Regions from separate parts of the Homo sapiens genome. Here region 1 is linked to region 2. A link is a contact called in ENCODE Hi-C or POLR2A ChIA-PET data. All regions are on one chromosome and are shown on one strand. Each heading gives the region's core, a stretch centred on a gene start or an enhancer-like site at or near the end of the contact. The rest is flanking DNA. Distances are from core to core; before and after follow the strand shown. Region 1 has its middle 130 kb from the start of TOP3B. Region 2 overlaps MAPK1 (mitogen-activated protein kinase 1).

What was found. A loop is a pair of places that touch in the nucleus more often than their neighbours do. ChIA-PET counts read pairs that join two places held with the same protein, here RNA polymerase II (POLR2A). Pooled maps may share reads with other maps.
Region 1: a map of B cell shows a loop between it and region 2 (4-fold over the local background). The contact joins two enhancer-like sites. A Hi-C loop is called at or near these places in 1 of 168 maps with a recorded cell type or tissue (B cell) and 4 of 50 pooled maps. POLR2A ChIA-PET finds 5 or more read pairs at or near these places in 2 of 52 experiments (MCF 10A and activated CD4-positive, alpha-beta T cell).

Annotation. Positions count from the first base shown.
Region 1 is chr22:22,110,202-22,112,901 of GRCh38, forward strand. It overlaps IGL. Among named protein-coding and RNA genes, the nearest start is that of TOP3B, 130 kb to the left of the region's middle. RefSeq lists an enhancer at 1,062-1,141 and a silencer at 1,462-1,531. Within about 2 kb of position 1,295, at least 9 of the 41 ENCODE cell types and tissues checked have a DNase peak (open chromatin) inside an H3K27ac peak, as active enhancers do; they include B cell, where a contact is called at or near this core.
Region 2 is chr22:21,815,400-21,818,266 of GRCh38, forward strand. The region is part of intron 1 of MAPK1 (mitogen-activated protein kinase 1); the gene reads right to left. Among named protein-coding and RNA genes, the nearest start is that of MAPK1, 51 kb to the right of the region's middle. RefSeq lists an enhancer at 1,261-1,555 and a silencer at 1,345-1,464. Within about 2 kb of position 1,417, at least 17 of the 41 ENCODE cell types and tissues checked have a DNase peak (open chromatin) inside an H3K27ac peak, as active enhancers do; they include B cell, where a contact is called at or near this core.

The sequences.
Region 1 (2,700 bases), core at 45-2,544, 290 kb after region 2:
TAGGTATTTACCCTAATCTCTGTTCGTATCTAGCATGTGTGCTTTGGGTGGTCTCTGGGGTGTGAGATTTTCCAGAACTCCCTTTTCTCAGGGGCTGCCCCTCCTGCTTCTGTCTAGCTATCTGCCTACTCTAAAGTTAGTATTAGTATGAAAGCTTTTATGAAAAACATTTTTTTCCAAGAAAAGGGAGGCATTTTATACTGGTGAAATAAGGTGTTCAATGACAACACATAACAACTGTAAATTGTATGCACCTAATAAAATAGCTTTAAAGTATTTGAAGCAAAACTGTCTCTTTTAGCAGAATTAAAAAGAGAAATAATCAATCCATAATCATATACACAGATATTAATACAACTCTCTTATTAACTGAGTGAATGACATGGAGAAAAAAGAGTATACATACAAATACGTGAAAACCATGATTAACAAAATCAATCCAGTGACACCAGGAACCCAAGCCTGAAGGGTAGTTGCTTGAGTATGCATTCATGGATGAACGCATCCAATGAATCATCACAGGAACAAACAATTGAGGCCTTCGTTTATGTATTTCTAACTGATGTTAAGTTTTTCCTTCCTATTCTGTGAGTAGAGGTGGATCCCTGTGGAAGGAGCTGCCCGGGTCTTTGCTCCAGAAGCTGTCTGCATTCTCCCCTCACTGTAGCCTCGTCACATTAGGCCATTGTTATATTTCCCATATGTCCTTCTTCTAGTAATCCAGGAGCCCTCAATGAAAAGGCTGTTTATTAATACCAGTAGCTCAGGACAGAGCAGGGGCATGGCTCATGGATGGTTTGGACCAGGCCCTTAGATGACTGCACTCACATGATTCCCACTGAGACTGCAGTCTGGCCAGTGAGCAGCAGGGGCACTGTGGGTCTGTCTCACGGTCTGCACAGTGGCTATTCATAGCTGTGCCAACCCCTAAACTCCCCAGGGCTGGGCAGTGGAGCCTGCACTCACTGAAGCCGACTCAGCTGCTGCATCTTCTCTGGGTGTGGTTCCAGCACCCACTTCCTCCCAGGTCCTGCCAGACTCTCTCATCCACCAGTCCCCAGGTCTTGAATAAATGCATAGAGTGGGGTGGGGGCAGGCAGTGGGTGGGACACATTTGCATCCATAACCCTTCCTCTGTGAGGCCAGTGGAGGGGATAAGAGAGGCCTAGGGCAGCCACTCCAGCTCTGGACCTCGGGAGGGCTGTGTCCACCATGGCCGGGGCCCCTGCTCCTCCCTGCTGCTCCCCTCTCACTTATCAGGTAGGGACAGGCCTCAGATTCCTGGGAAAGCCTCCCAGTCTGAGTTCTTGCCCCGTGTTCCACTCTCACATTTCATCCCTGCTTACTCACCCATGAGCATTTGTGTTTGCAGGTTCCCCCCACCTCGGCCTGTTCTGACTCAGCCACCCTCCCTCTCTGCATCTCTGGGAAATTCTGAGGCTCACATTTACCCTGAGCTGTGGCTTCACTGCTGGTGGCTAGCACATATCCTGCTACCAGTAGCATCTAGGGAGTGCTCTCTAGTATCTCCTGAGAGATGATATATCTCCAGTGGGATAGATATCTCAAGAGTGGGCTCCTGATAAAAGGATAAAGTTCAACCCTATTTACTCATTTTCACACTCTTCTTTGCCCTTTTTCCCTGAGATAATGCAGCAGAAAGACCCTTGCCAGATTTCAGCATCTGCTTGTGGACTTCTAAGGTCACAGAAATCTCAACCAAATAAACTTTTAGTCTCAGTAAGTTACCCAATATATGGTATTCTATTGTATCAGAAGAAAATGGAGAAAATGGACTAGGACAGCACGTGTAGAACAGTCTGCTAATCTGACTCAAGTAAGCACCATGGCTCCAGGGTCCCCGGTCACTTTTCTAAATCTAAAGATGCCTCAGCCAATGCAGTAATTCTGCACATCTCTGGGCTGCAGCCAGAGGATGAGGCTACTACATATCTCAGCAGCCATGGCACTTCCACAGTGCTCCAGAACCCCAGGGAAGTGAGACTAGGACCTCCCCTGTGTTCTCTCTGCCTGGTGCAATCACCACTGTCCTGCCTGGGACCAACTCTGGCTCAGGGATTGATTCCTGTTGTTACTTTTTCAGCCAGTGTCTAATTTTCCTAGGATATATAGATGTAAAATGTGTTTTTTTCTTAAAATGTTAATTTGATATATTTTTCATATCTTTTCCCCTTATGATGCCTACAGTGGAGTAGGTCAGTTCTTAGAGCTAAGTTTCCCTCCAGGAAGATTACAGAAGAGGAAGGAGATGAATAACCTACACGTGCTGTCCTAGTCCATTTCCCCCATTTTCTTCTGATATAATAGAATATCATATGTTGGGTAACTTACTGAGACTAAAAGTTTATTTGGTTGAGATTTCCGTGGCCTTAGAAGTCCACAAGCAGATGCTGAAATTTGGCAAGGGTCTTTCTGCTGCATTATCTCAGGGAAAAAGGGCAAAGAAGAGTGTGAAAATGAGTAAATAGGGTTGAACTTTATCCTTTTATCAGGAGCCCACTCTTGAGATATCTATCCCATTGCCAGGATAAGGGCACTAATCCATTCATGATGGTGGAACCCTCATGACCTAATCACCTCTTAAAGGTCCTGCCTCCAATTACTTTTACCATGATAATTAAATTCTACCATGAGTTTTGGAGGGGATATTCAAACCATACACATGTCCAAACTAGGGCC
Region 2 (2,867 bases), core at 167-2,666:
GCTAGAGTGTACTGGCACAATTATGGCTGACTGCAGCCCCAACCTCTCAAGTAGCATAGTGGGGACCACAGGTGAGCACCACCACACCTGGCTAATTTTAAAAAGTTTTTTTGTAGAGACAGGGTTCTACAATGTTGCCCAGGCTGATCTCGAACTCCTGAACTCAAGTGATCCTCTTGCCTTAGCCTCCCAAAGTACTAGGATTATAGGCGTGAACCACCACACCTGGCCAATAAAGGGGGAAACTTTTATCCAGCTTTGGGTTAGTACCTTCTATATATCAAGAACTATTCTAACATTAGGACGCAAAAATTATAAATAATACTCTGGGCTGGGGGTGGTTTTCACATCTGTACTCCCAGCATTTTGGGAGGCCAAGGCAGGCGGATCATGAGGTCAGGAGTTTGAGACCAGCCTGGCCAACATGGCGAAACCCCATCTCTACTAAAGATAAAAAAAAAATTAGCTGGGCATGGTGGCATGCGCCTGTAGTCCCAGCTACTTGGGAGGCTGAGGCAGGAAAATCAGTTGAACCCGGGAGGCGGAGGCTGCAGTGAGCCGAGACTGCACCACTGTTCTCCAGCCTGGGCGACAGAGCTAGACTCCATCTCAAAAAAAAAAAAAAATAATAATAATAATAATAATACTCTTCCCTTGAGGAACCCAAGATATTGAGAGTGTCTAGTCATCTTAAATGAACACAACCTCAAGTCCCAGATGAATTCTATCCTAAGACCCATAAATTATGGAGAATGGGAGGACATTAAGGTCTGAAGTGAGCACACCCATCTCAAGTCTCAAAACAGATAGATTCCTGCTATTTGATAATAAAAGGAAATGAGATTCCTATTTGATAATAACAGGAAATGAACTATTGATATATGCAGCACAGATGAATCTCAAGTAATTATGGTGAGTGAAGCCAGACCAAAAGAAATGTATTTCCATCTATAGAAAATACAAAGTAATCCTGGGTTTACTTTGGATTTACCCCCAGGATTGCCTGGGAATGGGAGGAAGAAGATTGCAAATGGAAATGAGGTAACTTTTGGAGGCAATGAGTATGTTCCTTATCCTAATTGTGTTGATGGTTTCATAGGTGTATAATGTATTAAAACTTATCCAACTTTATACTTTAAATGTGTGCAATATTTTGTATATCAATTACTTCTTAGTAAAGCAGTTAAAAAAAAAAAAAAAGAACCAGGGTTCTTTGGCCACATGATTCATTCCAGTGCTGGGGCAATTGGGATACAGATTCTAGAAGTGTACCGATCAATAAACGTAGAAGTCCATGAAATTCTGAAGTAGATTATTTAACAGATGTTTTATGATTGCTTAGGGAAGGAAAGGGAACCAGCATGAGTCAATTATGAACAAGTCATGCTAAACTAGCTTTATTTCCTGTTTTGATAGGGTTACCACAACAACACGAAATGAAGACAGAGTTCTGGTGAATTCAAGCCACGCTTGTCAAGAACTTCCCATTTGTGAGGCTTCATGTTAGGACTGGTGGCAAAAACAAATAATGATCCTGCTCTTAAGAAACTTGCAATTTTGTGAGAGAAGGAGACAGGAACAGAGAACATACTTTGCCTTTTATCACATTAAAGCACTTCTGAAACCCAAGGAGGAGCTGGGTTAACTTCAAATACTAAGGGAAGGATTAAAAGAAGATGAGGCCCGCAAAAGCCTTATCCTGAAGGATGAGTAGGCTTCTGACAGAAAAGCAAGACCGCAAAGAAAAGAAAGAGGAAACAGGAGGCGAGGTAAGAGACTGAGACATCTGTGGTCACTGGCCACTAACCCTCACCCAGACATGCCCATGCCCATGAGAGAAGGTTATTGGGGTCGGGGAAAATGCTCCTCAGGTGCCCGGGAATTCCCTGCATCTGGAAAAGTGTAGTCTGTACCCAGCAGGTGCACTTGAGGTGGTGGTCAAAGGGGCAGCTGCTTGCTGGCGTGTATTGCACCTACATTGTGCAGGCAGGAGGCCACACACGTGCTCAAGCTCACAACACATGGATAGTGCTGTGGCTGGGAAGGGAAGAGCACTATGCTGAAGGTCTGCTCTGCCGGAACTACTGACATAGAACTCTAAGGAGCCTGAGTATTTTCTATTTGAACCCAACCTTCCAGGTCATTAAGAAGGTATATTAGGCCTGGTGTGGGCATGGTGATGCACGCTTGTAATCCCAGCACTTTGGGAGGGTGAGGAGGGCAGATCACTTGAATCCAGGTGTTCGAGATCAGTGTGGACAACATGATGAAACCCTGTCTCTACAAAAAATACAAAAATTAGCTGGGCATGGTGGCACTCGCCTGTAGTCCCAGCTATTTGGGGGACTAGGCAAGAGGATCACTTGAGCCAGGGAGGTTGAGGCTGCAGTGAGCCATGATTGTGCCACTGCACTCCAGCCTGGGTGACAAAGTGAGACCCTATCTCAAAAAAAAAAAAAAGGAAAAGAAGGCATATCTGTCATGGCAGGAGGAGAGAGCAAAGTCTGCTTAATGTTTCTTAGGTTGATTTTTTTTTTTTTTAATGGTATGTAGGGCTCCATTTGTATTCTTGACCTAGACCTTATAAACGTGAGAGGTGGGCCTGGGTCTGGGAGGTACAAAAAGAAGGTGGAGGTAAGGGACAAAGATAGTTTTCAGCATCCTGATTTAAAAATCTAAGAATGCCTGTCAGTGATTCAGATGGAGGAGATGACGGTTCCATCCTTCCAGCAGCATCAGGAGAGAGATCAAGTTGGGAATTCTTAACAGAAGCCACAGTGATTAGCACTCCTGCAGAGAGAGAATTTCAAGAAAAGAAGTCGGAAGACAGAACTCAGGAGCAGCATGAGGATGAGGAATCAGTTAAA